2 separate regions of the Mus musculus genome follow, and region 1 is linked to region 2. A link is a loop called in an ENCODE intact Hi-C map of the cell type or tissue named here. Cell type or tissue: heart. All regions are shown on one strand. Links, peaks and the distances in the headings refer to the core of each region. The heading gives the core; the rest is flanking DNA.

Region 1 (9,434 bases), core at 1,050-9,049, 59 kb before region 2:
TGGGCTGGGGTCTAGAAGGAACTGCATATAAATTAGATTCAAACATAATTGATATTTAAATCTCTTCCTGGAAATTTGAACTTTGATAGTTTATATCTCTGCTTAATAGCATATTAAATCATTTTATAATCCTTAACAACTGTTTAATCTTTTCATTGTTGAAAAGTGAGGTAATTGATCTAAACCATGTTGGAATATGCCAGGAAAAACTTATTTAATATACCACCCTCGCCATGCATTCAGGGCTTCCGGGGGGCCCATATGTGTTTAGGGTGGCCTGTCTCTCCTGCAGTGGGGTTTCACAGAGAGCCTGGGACTGTGGGCTGCTGGGGGTAGTAGGATGGAGGCTGGAGCCTGGGATTTGGCCTTTAGGCTAGGGTATTGTCGCCGTCTAGGGTTTTGGCTCCTAATTGGGCACTGTTGAAAGCAAGCTCTTCTGGCCAGCAGACTGTTCTATGATTCTTTACTCTCCAGCAAGGTTGTTTGTGGGACATTTCAGTCCACAGTACTCATGGCTGGGAAGGAGGAAGCCAGAGTGAGTGAGCTAGTGAGGGAGAGAGGGTAAGAGAATGAGCAAACTTTGTTGTTCCAGAAAACAAGTGTGCCTTCTCCTTGGGAATGACACCAGAGAATATTTTCTAAATGAAGTATGTTTCCCTTCAGAGATTACAGCATTGGTTGATCAAAGTCCCCTGGAAATAGCTCCTGGCAGCTCTGAGGTTTTCTGTAACTCTTATTCCGCTCAAGCAGGGCAGTCCCTGTCCCTAGAACATCGGCGAAATGGCTTGGGAGGTCCCAGGAGCCACGGGTGGGGACAGACAGGTGTCCTGTGTGTCCATGACAGCTTTGAAAACCCTGTGGCCTAGGGTGGGTTTGGGGCACTGGGAATGGTTTCATTATCCTCTGTCCAAGTAACGCAATGAAGGCATGGTCTAAACTTACGGCTTTGGCAGTCTTGGTAAGATGGATTGTCGTCAGCTACGTGTCCTGATGTCCTCTGCAGAACTGAAAAAATGCTTGGACCTTGGGCCCTGATCCCTTTCTGGTTTAAGTTTAGTTAAAGTCTAGGCAGTCTAAGTCTACCTGGCAGCAAGGACGAGCCCCTTCATGTTAATTATTGCTAACTTAAACTGCCTCGTTCCAAACCCTATATACAGCCCTACACATTTGTATACATTTTATATGGTCTATTTCCATTATAAATTGCCCATAAATTAAATACAGATTTTTCTCTGAACATCTTGCAAAAAGGGAACAATTTTGTGTGATGCATATTTTTAGTATTGGAGGTGACGTGAATTACAAAGGGAAGGGGAGGGCGGCTCCGTACACCCACTGCCCAACATGGAGGTCATTCGTCTGGGTGAAGGCAACTCGAGTTGTGTGTGAACGGACGGGAGGTGCGCCTTCTCTCCCTCCCTTATGTGGGGAGCTGCACATCATGATTTAGTGAAAGATGGAGACTGATTGATGTAGACAATCCGGAGTGGAGTCAGAGGAGGACAAGAAAGACAGGGAGGGACGTGGTCCGGGGATAGCTGCATTTGTCTCTAGGATGATGGTAGAGCTGTCTTTCCTGTGAAGTATGTTGTCAGTGTTGAGGACAATAACGTAGTAGGAACCTTAGAGGAAAGTTCAGTCCAGTCCCTCTGCATTTCTGGGTCGCTGTGAGTGGCCAGCTGTGGATGCCGCTGGACTCCATGGAACAGTGTCGGACTTGAAGCCTGTTGCATTTGTGTCCTGCCTTTGCTCCTTCAAGGACTTCCTGCTTCCTGCTGCTTCTGCTTCCCTTGCTCTTTGCCCAGACATCTGCATGGCTTCCTAGTTTCTGCTCCTAGGTCTTTATTCAGTTGAATGAAATCCCTTTGACACTCGAATCAGGTACCCCACCTGCTCCCCAGTCTCTCTCCTGCTTTGTTTATTTTCACTTTCACTACTTATCTTATAATATTATTACAAACAATAACCAACTCAGGGTTCATGAGGCAGGAATGCCTTCGTTTCATGTTCCACCCCAGCACCTGGTATGTACGTGACGCTTAATTAAATTTGTCGAATGAATGTATGAATGAGTGTTTATGGGGGTGTAAGTGGACACCATCAGTTACATATTACAGAAAACCTTCTTGAAGTGGGTCATAGCAGTGCCGGCCTATACTACCAGCACCTGGGAGACAGAGGCAGGTGGCTCTCTGTAAGTTCAAGGCTGGTCTGGTCTATAGAGCAGGTTCTAGCATCGCCAGGATTGCACTGTGCAGCTGAGTCTCAAAACCACTAGAGTTGAGTCATGTAGCAAGAGTAACCCAAGGTTAAAAAAGAGAGAGAGAGAATCTGCGGCAAAACCAACTTTTTAAAGAAATGAAAATTTCAGCTAAAGAATGCACTGCTGTCAGGGAAGACGATAGCATGGAGGGATTGTGGAGATAAGGAAGGAAGCGTCCTGGCGATGAGATGAGGCCATCGAGCCACTTCCTGCCTTGGGATACAAAGGGTTTTAGCATCACAGAGTCACACCCATTTTTTCTCTTCTCTGTGTAATTCTGTTTAAGATCATAACATGTTCTGGGCTGAGCTGTCTTAAAATTCAGTGCTCAGGCCAGCAAGATGGCTCAGTGGGTTAAGATGCTTGCTGTCAAGTCTGATGATCAGGAATCCACATGATGTATGGAAAGAACCTACCTGTACAAGTTGTCTTAAGACCTCCGCAGGTGCTATGGTATACTTGAGAACACACACACACACACACACACACACACACACACACACACAAATAAGAGATTTAGAATATGTTAATGCCCTGGTGTTCTTGGTGGTTGTACTATACTAGGGCTTGGATCACATAGCTCTCAGTGAGGATAAGGAGAGAGACCATTTTAGAATGTGAGTCTCTAGCACACTGCCACCATATTGAGACAGGATAGCTCCTGCACCTCTAGCCTGGAGGGTCCCCATCCCGTGATCTCCAGGGACCCCCTTCTCAGTCTACTGGTTGTTTCCCCCAGGGGCCCACAGTGCCCTGATTTGATCTTGTCCACACACAAGATACTTGTTCCTATTATTATTTCCTCCCCGACTCAGGCAGTCGTTTCACCATCTGCTTTGTCTTCATCTTACGCCAGTGTAAGCGCAGGGTCCTCATCACCTCCCATGGGTCAGGATGAGTGTTTGGTGTTCCAGCCTATCCTTCTAGCCCTATTCACACCATTGCAGGGAGGGCATTTGAAGGTCACCTGCAAACTCACCTTCACCTTGGTCAGGATGCCCATGCCTGGCCTCTGTGGTTTAAGGGGCTCTGTGGTGAACAGCACAGTTCCTAGTCTGTCTTACTGGGGAGCTCAGGGAAACTGACACCCTGGGAAAGTTATTCTCATCATGTAGACCTGGGGGTTTGAGTCTTTTGGTAGAAATAGCGTTGGATGCTGGACTCTGGTATACAGGGAAAGCTGGAGCTGTCTCTGTCTTTGCTTTATTTTGGGGTGAAAGCATGGCGTCAGAATTTGTGTAGGACTTGGGACTTGAGGAGGGACACTGTGTTCCTTTCATTGCTAGGGCACAGAGTGCAGACAAGTTGAGTGACCTCAGACCAGCACCTGACCTCTCTTTCTGCAGCTTTCTTGTCTTGTCTAAAATGCAATGATTAGAATCCCATGTTGGAACATCAGCCATTTTCTTTATGTAGCTCCCTGTTGCTGTTGGATGTCTTAAACTCTATATAGCCATCACCTGGGTTCTAAGAACCTGGAGTGCTAGCTCAGTAGGCGAAGTATTTGTCAGGTAAGTGTGAGGACCTGAGTTGGAGCATCAGAGTCCATGTTAAAAAAATAAATGAAAGAACCGGGCATGGCAGCGTGTGTTTGTAATTCCAGTGCTGAAGGGGGAAAGAGGTGGGGCTCACTGGCTAGGCAGCTTAGCCTAATCAGCAAGCCCCAGGTTCTAGACCTCCCCAGACCCTGCCTCAGAAAACAAGGGACTCTGTCTCAGAAAAATAAGGTAGGTGACATCCAAGGAATAACACTAGAAGTTGACAGATGCACACAACTGCATCTCAACACACACACACACACACACACACACACGCACATACACACACACACACACACACACGCATACACACACACACACACACACACACATTGAGAAAAGAATTTATGAAAGGCTGCTACATTCAGGTCTGTTCTCCCTGCTGGGGAGGGTGACTGAAGGCACATGGTATTGGAGGTTCTGTGTCTCTGCCCAAGCCCTCTACCTGAGGTTTGGACCCAGGCTTTGCAGGGGAGAACCTGCCTGTCTGGGATAGCATTTGAAAGACACACAAGGGCTAAGCTCTGCTTAGGCAGGCAGGAGGTGGTAGAGGCTCAGGGGGGACGGATGAGATCTTCCCCACTTGGGCTTTATAAATGGCTCGGTGGGGTTCGTTAGAGCTGGGTGGAGAATTCAAGAGAGGGATTTTTATTGACAGTTTACACATAGCTTTTTGTTCAAGACCCCACCATTGCCAGCTGGACAGCGGGCTGCTAGCTGTTTCAAGGCCAAGTTCTGGTCTGGAGCAACCCAGACTATGTGAGATTACACCCAGCTGTGGGGGTGCTCGCTGTGACTGGGACCTGGGCAGGGAGTCCCGCTCCAGAATCTTAGGAAGAAAGGAAACTCTAACATCCTGTCTTCCTCTGTCCCCATGAGGACTTAGAATTCAGTACACTGAGGCTAACTAACATGCCCTGTCTTTGAAGCAAAGACATGATTTTAGGGCCTGCTTTGGACTTTATTAGGGAAGCACAAGGCTCTGAGAAAACATTGCCTCTGAGGATCTCCTAGTTTGTGAGAGCTGGAGATGAGACCAGGTCTCTTTCCTCACTGCCTGTTGCTGTCCTCCAAGGTCAAGAGGAGTCAGAATTAGATCCTGGTTTTGAAGAGTCATCTCTGTCTCCTGGAGGCCCTGTGGCTGTAGGGATAGGGCCTTCTCCACACACACTGTATCTGGGCCATCAGCAACCTCTGCAGTGTATGAATTACCTGCAGCCTCCTTTATAGCACTGACCCACCCTGGTATTAATGATGCCCTGGTACTTCCTCTGAGGTGCCTGGAATTGCACGGGGGCCCCTTGAGCTCTCAGCTCTCACGGCCTCTTTCCTCAGTGTGGTGTATATTCTTGCCTGCTGTAGCAGAACAGCACAGACTGGGGAACGAACAACAGGGCTTTGTTAGCTTCTGGTTTGGAGACTGGAAGTTCAAGGTCAAGAGCCATGTTTGGGACATTTTGTTGAATCATTAAATGGAGAAGACCTCGTGTGGTGAGAGGGAGGAAGGGAGGAAGGGAGGGAGGGAGAACCCAAATCTTCCTTTCATCAAAATCTACCTTAGAGATCATAAACCTTCTCTTGGGACAGTGCTCTCTGCCCTCCTGACTTAGCCATGAAGATCACACTTCTCAACCCCAATATACTGCGGACAAATATTGGCAGATACACGCAGTCAGCAGCAGTGTATAGGGATAGCCCATCTTCTCACACATTTTACTGACGGTATTTGGGATGCTGGGTCTGAGACTCATGTCTGGATTTCATATGCAACCAGATGACTGAACCTAAGGGGTCAGGATGTCTACTGTCCCACAGCATGGCATGAGGTACCAGACGCGAGAGAAGCCCGTGTTACTAGCTGTACAACCTTGAGAAAAGTCCTAGAACCCCCTGTTTCCCTGGAGCACTGAGGTAATGGAGTGAGTGGGAGAACCCTTGCATTGTGCTGGCCCCTCCTGTGCTCGCGGTTTGTTGAGTATGTCCCTTTGAACCATCTCAACACTATTTTGGAATTCTCAATGAGTTTCTAAAATTGCAGACACACACTTTCCCATTTCATGGGGTACCTGCAGTTTTGTAGCTGATCTGAGTGAGGGCAGATGAGGAGGGGTCAGCAGGGTGAATCTTATGATGGCAAAGTAGCTGCTGGCTGAGAGGAGACAAGATGGATTCGGCATCCAGATTCTGTACTCTTGGCAAAGCTTCACTGACAGCTCCAGGCCCTGCTATCTGTTTCTCTCCCTTTCTCCATACAAGCTCTCCACTCAGTGTTGATCATTAGAGTGCTCATATATATGTCATTTAATGCTACAAGTTGGAAATGACACATATCATTTCCACTAGTTGCCCACAGTTGGGACCAGAAGAAGAGAAGCAGCAGATATTGGTGAGCTTGGAAAGTCTACGGTGTGGACCTCAGATATTCACAGGTAAATAAACAGAGAGGAGACAGGGCATGCTTACTGCTTTCAGCTAGGGAGAGATGTGACTTTTGAGTATTGACTGGTTTCCTGATGAGCCCCTGAAGGCAAAGCCTTAGCCAGGCCCCAAATGGCCCTTCTGACAGTGAAAGCTCTTCTTAATCTCCTGTACCTGCCTAAAGCCAATGAACTAGGTGGGTTGGGGATCTGCTGAGGAGTGTAGCCATAGGTTGGTACAGACAAAGGCAGAGTTTAGTCAATGAGGGTGTGCAATGATGGCTGCCTTTGAGTTTGGTAAGGGTCGAAGTAAGCATGATTAGTGTGGATTTGATGCATGCCGCTTTGTTGTGAGCAATGTTACATTTGTTTTTATGAGTTGACTCTACCTCAGCCCTTAGGCATCCAGAATATCCCCTCACTCTGCCCTCTATTCCTACTGTGTTGTCTCTCTCTTCTGTAGAGATGGCCAGGAAGGAGCTAGAGAAAAATTAGGGGATGTTCACCTTCATCCATTTCTCCTATTCTAGATCATGTGGTTGATTCAGAAACAGTAAAATCACTGTCGCTCACAAGACCGTGATACTCAGTGTGAAGTACTGAAGTACCTATGAGACAATAGCAAAGGTATTGTCCCTCCCTCCAATAGCAAGGGAAGATATTGTTCTGTTTTGCCCAGTTTCTGAAGCACTGCCCTCTGACCTCAAGCCTCTGGGACTGTGAGTTACTTGCTTGGAGTGCCTGCTTGTCTGTCTCTTTGCTGACAAGCAGACTCATCACCCATTAGCCTCAGAGCAGCCAGCGAATCTGTGAGTTACCTCATTTTGTCCATATTTACATGGCCAAAGCCCGCTGCAGACAAAACACCAATAAAAACCTGGGCCTGGGAAATAAGGCCGCAGAGCAGGAAACCAGGGTTGTTCTCATGGTCCAAAATTTGTGTGTGTGGTTTTTTTTTTTTTTTTTTTCTGGCAAAAGAGAAAATGAAATAAGTTTAAAAACAATGTACAGTCCACTTTTGATAGCTGTAGAATATGTACGGCCCTCAGCTGCTTCCAACAGATTATTCACCATCTATTTGAGTACTAGCTAGACGCTGACACCACGTCTCCTGGTGGTGACTCACCCCACCTGGGGCTTTGCCTGGAGCTCTGAAGGATTCCATACCTGAGCCAGCAAGTGTCTCGAGCATGACCTGCCTCTGTGCTCACTTCCACGACTGGCTCTGAAAGCGGGACATTACCAAGCTTGCTTGTAGGACTTTGATCAATCCTTCCGAGGAATGATCTAGCATAGGTGCCACCTGCCCAGGTCTCAGGCCTCACCTTGGGCAAATCTGGACTGAGTGTGGTTTCATCTGTGGGAGAATCCCATGCCATTGCATTTCGTAGGTTCAGAGTCAGGGGCTGCTTGTCCTGTACTTTGGCCCTACCCTTTATCTTTTACCCCTAGCCCTCCTGAGCAGCATTTTTTTCCTGTGTCTTGATGGTTGAATAAATTGTTGGAAATCACTCCCGTCAAGCAGCTAGAGCTCACTTATCAACACATTGCAGGGTTCCTGATGAGTCCCTTCTCTGAGTCCCTGAGTCTCCTTAGCCTTGGCTTTTCTCTCTGGAAACAGCAAGAGAAGTTCCAGGAGGAACTAACTTCTCATATAACACTGCATCTACAAAGAGATAAGCTTAAAAACCACTCTTCAAATTTCCCTTTTTATTTTAATTTTATTTTCCTGTTATTATTGATTATTTATTTAATCTATTGAAAATAGACTCTCTTCTCATACAATATATTCTGATTATACTTTCGTCTCCCCATTCCTCCCAGGTCTTCCCCACCACCTGTCCCTTCTGGATCCACTTCCTTTCTGTTTCTCATTAGAAGAGAACAAGTTTCTAAGAAATAACTGACAAATACGATGATATAAAATAGATCAAGAGAAAGCAAAAACCATCATATCCGAGTTACAGAGGATGATATCTTGTTTCATTTCCTGTTGCTGTATAAAATACCGCGACAAAAGCGCCTTGAAGGAGAGAGGGTTTGTTTGGCTCATGATTCAAGGTCACAGTCCATCACTGTGGGAAACACAAAATGGCAAGAACTTGAGGCAGCTAGTCGTACCGTAGGCACGGTCACATGCAGAAGGCAGAGAATCAATGCATGCATCCTTACTGATGCTCAGCTTGGTTTCTCAACTCATATATAGTCTAGGATATTTTACTAGGGAATGGTGCCACTTACAGTGGATTGTCCAACATTAGTTAACTTCATCAAGGTACTTCCCATTCCAGGACGTGCACTGCACGGAGGCTACCCTGATCTAGGCAATGTCTCACTGAGACTCTGTCTACATTGTGGGAAGTTGAAAGTAGAAAGTAACTAATCATCACAGGTGGGTCAGGGAGAACACTGCCTACCTGACTCCATAGTCAACCCTGACAGTACTTCTTAGAGGGCTCTGTGTTCCCCCATCAAGCGCAGTCTGAAAAAGCACTAAGGAAGCTTACCTCTAAGCAACCGTTGTTAGGATTTTGAGGATCTTATCCAGATCTCAAAACAAAACAAAACAACAAAACAAACAACCCAGTATAAAACCAAGAAGGTGACAGAATGTTTGCTCCTAAGATGTAAGAAAGAAGGCAGCGGAATGGAGAGTGTCTTCATGGAAATAGCTTCTTTCTCCTGTGCGATTTAGAGTTCTGCTTGGTGACTACTTGGCTGCTTACATTCCCTGGGACTTTCCTTGATAGCTGTGCAGTTGATTCAGGCCTTCACAGGGCCTATCTCCTTTGGGTAACCTTTCCACTTACCAGAGGTAACCATGGGAACCAGGAGGGCCTTGGTCCTCAATGACCTCATGACAAAAACCACATTGAGGGTGCGTTAGCAAGGATTTCCAACCTCTTTGCAGAGATCGCTAAGCTTCCACCCAGGAATGGATAACTAGGGAAGATGGAAGTTGGGCAAGGAGAAGATCCTGACCCGTGGTATCCAGCAAGGCATGGTAGTTCTCTTTAAGTTCTAGGCTCATCAGGCAGTGGCCATTGTCCGAATAGTTCATAGAAGCTGATTAATAGGCATTTGTAGAGATAATTGAAGGGTTGATTGGGGGAAATAGGAAAACAGATACCTATACAATGGAAGACCATCGCCAAAGGGCAGAAATTTACAAATCCTGCTTATTGACAATATTGGCGTGGTGCCCCTGGCTTCTGC
Region 2 (9,434 bases), core at 494-8,493:
AGTAAGGATGCTGCATGGATCCAATACATGTCTGCTGGCTGATTTATCTCTGTGTAATGTGTTAATTTAGAAAATATTTAAAGCTCCATTGTCCTCATAACCTTTGAAGTACCAGGTAATTGCTCCAGTTTAGAGAGAGCACTTATCCCAAACCCTAAATCATGAAACCCCTTCAGGGAAGCACTCTTCTTATGCAGAAATGCCAGCCCCTCCCTTAACATCTGTGATTCATCCTGCTTGTTTCATGTGAAGCAGGGATTCCCGTGGAAGATTGCAAGATGGTTAGATTTGGCACCAATTGATGTACATGTTAGGGCTAAAACCTCAATACCGCAAGGCCACAGCAGGGAAAACCATTAGCATATTCATGATCTCCTCTTCTTCTATTTATAGGTCTATTGTCAAAGCTAATGATCTTTCAGCTTTCTTGAAGCCTTCTAGCTTGTTGTGGGTTCCTGCTGTAAAAGAATGTGTGAAATCTAAACATATCCTTGTGATTTTTAATATTAATATCTTTAGAAATGACAGGCTTTTTTTTTTTTTTTCCCCTGATGCAGGGTTTCTCTATGTAGCTCTGGCTATTCTGTAACTTGCTCTGCAGACTAGGTTGGGCTCGAACTCATAGATCTGCCTGTGTCTGCCCCTGAGTGGTGTGATTAAAGGTGTACACCATCACTCTTGGTTTAAGAATTGGTAGGCATTCTTAAGACCAGAAGATGGTGAGGAAAGAGAATTCTCTGTTCTTTACCTGTGTATTGTTTTTCCCTGACTTTCAGTTTTTGGCTTTGTTCCTTTGTCATGGAGTACAAAGTCAGGATTCTGTTATTCATGTGTGGCCTGGAAAAACTTCCTTTTCATGTATAGCTATTATGTTTTTTAATTTCACTACCTCCTTAGGCAGTAGAAAGAGGGTGACGTCATCCAAATCTCACCCATTAAGTGAGTGTTACCTGCTGGCAGGTGTGAACTGGAGCTTGAGAGATGCTTTGGGCCATGGTAGCAGTGAGGGAATCTAAGGATCTCTAACCCCATGGTGCTGTCCAGTGTTTGATTTGAGCTGTGAAACACTACATATGGCTTTTTATGTAACAACAAAACACCCCTTTAAAATATCTTTTCTTTCCCATCTAGTTTTACTGATTTTTTTTTTCTGAGCCCACCCAGGTGCTAAGGAGACTCACACAACACTTGGTGTAAGCTCCTACCTTTTGGCTCAAAAATGTATCTGGCTGTCTTGTTCTTTATTTAGGGAGAACTCCAGCATTTTGGAGCTGATGTGTTTGAAGGAAAAAAAAAGTTTCCAGGCTGAGAGGGAACATTATCAACATTTGGGAATGCTTTTTGTTAAGATCCTCCAAATGAAGTCGGATTATAGCTGTGAAGAGAGAGTGAGAGTCTTTGATCCCTAGGGTCTTGAGGATTTGGCTCTTCCTGTATGGTTGCAAACAGGAGCGTAGTTCCTATTCAATAAATTGCTGATGTTAATACAACTTGATGTTTATGGAGTCTCACAGCCATGAGATAGATATGGAAGAAGTTCCTTGTGGGTTTTATGGAGAAGATGGTTACAAGATGACAGAGAACTCTTAGGGAGGCGTTTAAGGGTATGTGGAATATGAATGAGCTCTGTGTTTACCCGGGAAGGGGGCATTTTTATGGTAGAAGGGCATTTCAGGTGGAAGGACAAAGAGTGATGCCTGATAAAGCTCTGTAGGAGTAGATGATGGGGGTGGAGAGGATGGCAAAAGGAATATAAAAGTAGAAGAATGGGATGGACTGAGATCATAGAAAGAATTAGTGGAAACAGATAGAAAATGTGTAACGGCCATAGAAGGGCATTGGCAATTTTTTTGTATATAGGCTTTAATGGAATAATATATTGGATAACCCTTAACTGCTATTACCATGCAACTTAGTTCTCTGCAGAGACTGGGAGCACAAAGTATTCAGGGGTCTGTTGGTTCAACTCAGGGGTTTGTTGGCTCAGCATCAAGAAGACACTACCTGGACACTGGAGTTGAGCTGTATGGTCTGTTGACCTCTGTTGAGTTTCTAAGTTCACATCAGTATCCAAATGGTAGTCTTCTTATGTGACTTTGGATCAACTTCCCAAAGGATAAGAGAATCAAACAAAGACAGAATATGTTTAGAATTATTTACTGAGGACATTGATGTCATTATGGTTTCCTAACCTGTGTGGTGATCGTGTGTCACATAGTGTGGCGAATGACCCCTTTAGTGTTTAGTGTGCATATGTTTTCTTGTATTTGTTACATCTTAAAAAAGCTGTTCTCAATCTGTGGATCATAACCCTTTTGGGGGTCAGATATGAAGTATCCTGCATATCATATATTATCATTATGATTCAAAACAGTAGCAAACTTACAATTATGAGGCAGCAACGAAATACTTTTATAGTTGGAGATCACCACAACAGGAAAAACTGTTTTAAAGTGTTGCAGCTTTAAGAAGGCTGAGAAGCATTGTCTTAACGTGTGCTTCAAGAGTAACTTCCAAACCCTACCTACCATTATCTAGATCTTCTCTAGAGTCTTGCACTTCCAACATAGCTTGGAAAATGCTGGAAGAGACACAAAGGAAGAAAGGCTGGGCTAGTGGTTAAGCCCGTAGAGAAGGAAACAGGCAGACAGACAGGCAGATATGCTATTTTCTGTAGACTGGTAGAAGATCCTCTTAACATCAGACGTTTGAAGCATTTCCCAAGTTTCCCAGTATAGTCTATTGGTAGGGCTACCGGCCCAGTTCTAGCCTTTGAGAGCAGCTGGATGTGGAGCTCAGTTGGTGGCTGCCAGCCCCTGCATTCCAGGTCTATAAAATCTCTGCAGTCACATCATCATTTGCATTCCAATATCCATAGCTGTCATATTATCAAGCAGAAGCCCTCAAGAGCAAGGTTTATCTCATGACTTCTGGGCTCGAGATTGAGTCTCTCAGTCTAGTCTGAGCAAGCAGGTGGAGCCTCAGCCTGGATCTGAAGCTGGCTGCGAGTTAGATTTAGTTTGGGTCAACTCTTAGCTGCATTTTGATAAAATCAGAACTGTTCACAGCACTATTTGTCAAAGTACCTGGGTGAAATTTTTGTCATAATATATTTGTAAGTAGGTACATAGTAGAAGGCACCCATTTCTCCACAATATGACCAACCACAAGGTGGTAGAAAGACTACCAGAATAGGAGTCCAGACTGCTGGGCTCTTGTCCCATGGTCATCCACTTGCTAAGTGACCTTGGATGAGTCTCTCAGAAGGTTTTAGTTTCCCATTTGCAGAATGAGGTAGTTGGACCAGATGAGTTCTGAGGTCCCCTTCAACTTTGGAGTGTGGCAACACTTAAAATATCCTTCCATTTCTGTTGCACCCTGTCCTGTTGGAGGGTTAGAGGTGGTAACTAGACAATTCTGGTGTCAAACATGCTGCCATTCCCAGACCACACAGTAGAAAATGTGTCCCCACTTTTGGACTGGAAAAACACACATATGTGTTTAAAGAAAATTGTGTATTTCTTTAGGAGCAGGAAGGGACACTTCCAGATTTCTTTTCCCTGCAATGAAGGAGAACAGAGACAACTCTAGCAAGCATAGCTAAGGGTTAAAAATTGTTTACGGTGAGTCCTTTAATAGAGGAAGGCAACCAGAAGACAAAGAGAGGAGAGTGAAGAGGTTGGGATATGACAGAAAAGCTATAGGAACTCACCCGCCCTATTCAACACAGCAAAAGACAGATTGTCATAGCAGTGAGTCCAATAGCCCCCTTTCTCTGGCAGCTGTAGGCTTTCTTTGAGGATACTGTGCTGTGACACATGGTTTCTCTGTTGGCATTTTCCTGGTTGATGATGGGCAGGGATCACTGTGAGTTTTAAATGAAGTTGCCCCACTTTTCAGTTTGACCATTAGGGATTTTTTTTTTTTTTTTTTTAACAAACATTAGATTGATAGTCATTTCTAGACAAATAGTCATGGCCAATGTCTTTGGATGGACACAGAAACTTCAGCTGGCATTCTCTCTGAGAAGGTTTGGAAAAGGTTGGGTGAACATTAAACCACGCTGCTTTACTTTATGGTGCAGCGACTGGTACCTTGGTAAAGTGACCAAGTTAACCAGTCCTGTTGTCAGTGGGAAACCCGATATGATATGACCAAGAAGACATGTAGCATTTTCTTTTCAAAACTGGTCACTCCTGTCTGATCACAAGCAAAACACCTGGCAAGATGAAGTTGAGGGAGAGATGCTCTATAAGATACTTGCCTAAGATTTCTTAACATTGTCAAGGTCATTGAGTAACAAGGACAGTTTGACAAACCATTGCAGGCCACAGGAACCTAAGGAGACACAGGTTTCAATGCTATATGGTTACACTAGAGTGGATGCTGAAACAGATAACAGATTAAAAAAAAAATTACTAGTGAGAGCCTAAGAGAATCTGGAGTTCTAGAGTTTGGTTAGGATTACCAGGAGATGTTGGTTTCAGAACTCTCTGAAGCATATATATGGTAGGGATGGGGGAGGGAGGATGTTAACAACAGGAGACGCTGAGGCAGCTCCCCACATCTACTTCAGATCTTTCTGTGGATTGAAAACTATTGCAAAATAAGAGATGATTTAAAAGGCAAAGCACTCACTTTGGCTTCTTGGGCCAGGCTGTGTGGTCTCACCCCGGCCACCTTTGCCCTTCCTGGTGCTGCTGTCTCCTTCCCTTCTCATGTCTTCTGCTCTTCTTTCAGAGGTTTCTTGTTTGTCGTGGAGTCAGTTATCTATGTGCACTATCACTTGGTCCTTGGTGGAGTCCATTGTTTATGTGCATTATCCCTTTGCTCCTAGAGCTGCTTAGCTGCTCATTTTCCAAGAAAGCTGATGTGAAAGGTTGTCTCAGAAAGTTCATAAAACAGACAAACAAACAAACAAACAAACAAACAATGCTGGGTGGTGGGCACATGCCTTTAATTCCAGCACTTGGGAGGCAGAGGCAGGAGGATATCTTTGAGAGTTTGAGGCTAGCCTGGACTACAGAGTGAGTTTCAGGATATCCAGCGTTACTCGGAGAAACCCTGTCTTGAAAGACCAAAAACCAAACCAAACCAAGCAACATGATTGCTGTAAGATTTACCAAGATGGTTGAGAGTGCCTGTCTCTGAGTGAGGAGCAGTAACCTGAATGTGTTCTGGGAATTCTTGATTGCCAGTGCCCCATTAGAAACAGATGCTTTTCCCTGATGAGAAAACAAAGACCAGCAAAGCTGAAGGACAGGATTTGAGAGCATTCTGTCATCCCTATGGAGCACAGGCTGTATGTCTAGCTTTCCGGCCAGTGCCTGAAAACAAAGATACTTGGGGACAGGTGTCGTATACAAGGAGGACGATACTCAGTGGAGAAACCTAGATAGTTCTAGACCAGTACGTCTATTAGTACCCATTGGTGCATTCTCAGCAGAACTCAGGGTTACTTGCTGTCTGAATATCAGAACACCATTTTGCAGCTAGGGTGACCAGCTATTCCAGTTTGTTTGAGACTTAAAGCTTTTCCTGGATCTATAACTCAGTGGCTAAGAGCACTTGTGGTATAAGTATAGGAATTTGAGTTTAGATCCCAGTGCCGATATAAAAAGCTAGGTGTGGCCATGTGTACCTATAATCCTAATAGCGGGGTATAGGGACAGAGACAGGAGGATCATTGGGGCCTGCTAGCTGCCAGCCTAGCGTCAGGTTCAGTAAGAGATTGTCTAAAGGAACCAAGAAGGAGAGCAGTAGAGGGCACCTGATGGCCTTCTCCAGCTCCACACCCATGCAGACAGGTGACCCTTTCATGAGCACACACAAGCACACACATATCTCCATGCATACAATGCATAAGATGACTGTCCCAGGCAAACTGGTCGCTTGCGGCTGATTTGGCTCTGAAAGAGCTGTGATGAATGGGCCTTCAGGGGCATTTCTTATCTCTGACTTCCCCTGGGACTTGTTATCAGTATTTCTTCTTTTCAGAAGCCGAAAAGCCTGATAGGAAGGGTCTGTTGAGCCAAAGGGGAATCCGGAGGGAAATGCCTGAGGACAAATCAGAGGAGTCTCAGTTCAATCTCTTCCCCCCTCAATAGGAACGAATATCAAGAATCAAGGCGCGATTGATGCCAGGGAGAACGGATTCTCTCATATGGAGGTGCAGCTGGGCTCTGTGGTCCAGAACAGAGACTTCATTGGTCTCAGCCTGTTGACTAAGCTCACACACTGTTGAAACAACAGCGCCATGGGACTATCAGACTATATCAGGCACAGGGACAGGTTTGTGTGGTTTGCATGTGGCAGCTCTAAGAAAGACCTAGAGGGGGACAGAATGTGGCTTAGGTAGCTGTAACTGGTGAAAGAACACTGTCTGTTGCTAGGGAAGCTGTGGTGTTCCAGCCCTGGGGAAGGCTGTTTTCTTTAGCATCTCTTAATGTCTCTTGGTCAGTGCCATGTTTTCTTATCTTAGGGAATGAGGGGGGGGGATCTGCATGAGGGGATAATGGGAGGAGAGGGGGTACTGATACTGATATATAAAGTCAATAAATAAAATTTAAAAAGAAAGTTAAAAAATACAATTGCTGTGTTCCTAGGTACACACATGAGCCACATGCTGAATGATCATTTTGTTTTCTCTCCATGACTGCCCTCGATTACTCTATCGATTCTCTAATCATCACACATCTATTGTCTGTTTCTACTGCCCACATCCTGGCTTAGATTCCACCAGGATCACACTGAACCTATCTACTCCCAGATTCTCTCTTCTCTCTTCATCGTTTACTGGTTCCTACTTCTCCAGGCTACCTTTGGCATATGTTTCCTGGAATGGACCACTCAACTCTAGGCACCAGCACAGATACTATCAGATAGAACCTCTGCTTAGATGCAAAGGGTCACTGGGAGAATATGGTGCTTTCAAGATCCCAGTGGCATTTGTGGTGTCCTGGGGTACATCTGTGCCTATTGTAAGCCACGGTAAAGGTTCATATCATCAGAATGGCTTGAACTTCTTGTATCTTGTCCAGGACTGTGCATTTTCCTTATGAGGCCCATGATGTAGGGGCTTATGCATTGAGTGGTGAGGCCTGTGAGGCTCTTATCCTGACACAGGGGGCCAGTATATGGGGTAAACAGATATGGTCCTCAGCTCTGTCTGGATGAGATGGGGCTGGGTGCTGGCTGAGGCTCAGCAAACAGCAGACAACTATCTGCCTCAGGGAAGCAGTGCCCCTAAGCAAAGCCACAAGTATTTTGGCAGAGTGGTTTTACAAGCTGGGAATATCCTGAAGACGCTTCAGACTGTTCATTCAGACAGAAGAAAATCACTAAACATAATAGAAATAAGCCCCTATTTCAAATTGGAGCAGTCCTTCACATCTGTAGCTTTTAAGACATTTTGGCCCCATTTGTTAGATGAGCTGACTGAGGCTGGGTGGCAGAAGGGTCTGGGTAGAGGAACATGGGCAAATGCGGGTTCATGCTTTGTCCTTTCTTGGGCATAGTGATAAATAGTCTTGGTCTCACTGGTGTCAATAAATGTTACAGGACCTGATTCTGTTGTGGAGAAGCTTAAGGAGATAAAAGAATGTAAAGTGGAGAAGAAAGAGGAGAGGGAGGATGGGGAGAAGGAGGAGGGAGAGAAAGAAGGAAGGGGTGCAGGGAAGCCAGAGAAGAGGCCTCTGAAGATGCTCTGAGGTCTGCACAGTACTGCATAGCCTGAAGCTCAGGCCTTCAGTTCATGGGGAATCAACTGTTTCCTCATGTCTCCAATTACCCAGAAAAATCTAGTGTATCAGATACTCAGTATCTCGTGAATGTTAGGTATGTCAAGGAGGGGTCATGTTTGGCTGTGTGCTAGAAAGAAAGGAAGAAAAGGAAGAAGGAAGGGAGGGACCCAAGGGAGAAAGGGAAGGAAAAGAGCTTGAAGGAAGGGAAGGGAGGGGAGGAAAGAAGGAGGAGAGAGAGAAACAACTGACCTAAGAAACAACAGTTGTTAAGTAAGAAGTCAAGAGCAGGGCGGGCCTCCACCCCTTCGCTGAGATCCTAGCATGGTTTCTATTCTTGGGCGATCTTGTCAGGAGTTTGCAGTTCCTGCTAGGGCCTGTCCACACTGCAGACATAAGAGAAGCCATAACAGAGGAGGAGGAGGAGGAGGAGGAGGAGGAGGAGGAGGAGGAGGAGGAGGAGGAGTTGTTCTGTGTGAGGAAAGCACACTTTGTTCACAGATCACAGAGCATCTCAGGGGCCAGGGCACTTCCCCACTGGTGGCTGAGAGGAGGTTTTCACTGCAGATCTTCCTATACAGACCAGCCAGAACTTGTAATTCAGTCTTGGCAACTTCTAGTACATTTAAGGTTCTTCCTCAGAGTGTCCAACTTTTAGATCTTGTGTGAACCCTAATCATACTTCACTTGTGGCCTTAACATCAATCACATCATGTTGTGTTTGTGATGAGTACAACCTCTATTCCTTGCGTCCACTCTGGGCTCTTCACCTTACCTGGGCGATCTCCCTGCTTTTCCGGCATCACTCAGCTGTGACCTTTGGTCACTCGCTCATCCAGCTTTGAAGCTGGGTCTCACCAGGCTTGGGGGGGGGGGGAGGTGTCTGCCTGTTGTGCAAGTCCTGCCCCCCCCCCCCCCCCCCCATGCATGCGCTTCTGGGTTCCCTGGAGCACTGGCTCTGGGCTGTCAGGAAAGGGACTAGGCAGCCCCTGCAGTTTGTGCACAGAATGCAGAGAATCCAGACATTCTTGCTTGATGGAGCAAACCAGCCACCCAGGGGATAAAGTGCAGATCACAACAGGAGACCATGGAAAACCAGATGTGCCCCAGGGGGTTGGAAAGATGGTTCCTCCTCCTGGGAGAGCAAGGATGAGGGAGAAGACATTAATTTAAAACTGAAGACCAGTATGGTTTTGCTTATTGAAAACGATGAAGACAGCTTTGTCCTTGGACGGCACTCACGGCTCAGGGAGTGCCAGCTCATCTCTACCAAGAGAGGAGAATGTTCTAGAATGCCACTTTCCTGTTCTCTGCTGGATGAGCTCTTATTCCTGCCACAAGGCCCACTTTTCTATGTTGTACTCTTGAAGCAGGAGGAATAAATCTTTTTGTTTGTTTGTTTCCTGGAGCACTTTGGGACATGGTATTAAATTATGTTATTTTTGTTTTATAGTGGACTTAGTCTCGACAGAGCCCTCAGGTCCAGTGTGCTTACTTCTTCCTCTCTCTCTCTCTTTCTCTCTCTCCTTCCTTCTCTCCTTTCCTCTACTTTCCTACCTCCCTTCCTCCTTCCTCCCTTCCACCTTTTCCCCCTCCCTCTCTCTTTCTCTGCTGGCATTTTTATATGTATGGACTCTTGTTATATAGTCCTTACTGGCCTAGAAGTTGCTCTGTAGAGCCAAACTGGCTTTGCAG

What was found. A loop is a pair of places that touch in the nucleus more often than their neighbours do. Peaks named below come from ENCODE experiments on the same cell type or tissue, not always from the same donor. Only the 100,000 strongest peaks of a DNase experiment are listed, where the experiment ranks them.
Region 1: a loop joins it to region 2, with 2.1 times the contacts of the local background. A loop is called at or near these places in 3 of 42 quality-filtered maps.

The regions. Positions count from the first base shown.
Region 1 is chr12:9,059,253-9,068,686 of GRCm38, forward strand. No RefSeq gene overlaps it. Among named protein-coding and RNA genes, the nearest start is that of Ttc32, 34 kb to the left of the region's middle. In heart, for the core only: no CTCF peak of the experiment used is centred there; a DNase peak (open chromatin) is centred at 4,529.
Region 2 is chr12:9,118,510-9,127,943 of GRCm38, forward strand. No RefSeq gene overlaps it. Among named protein-coding and RNA genes, the nearest start is that of Ttc32, 93 kb to the left of the region's middle. In heart, for the core only: no CTCF peak of the experiment used is centred there; no DNase peak of the experiment used is centred there.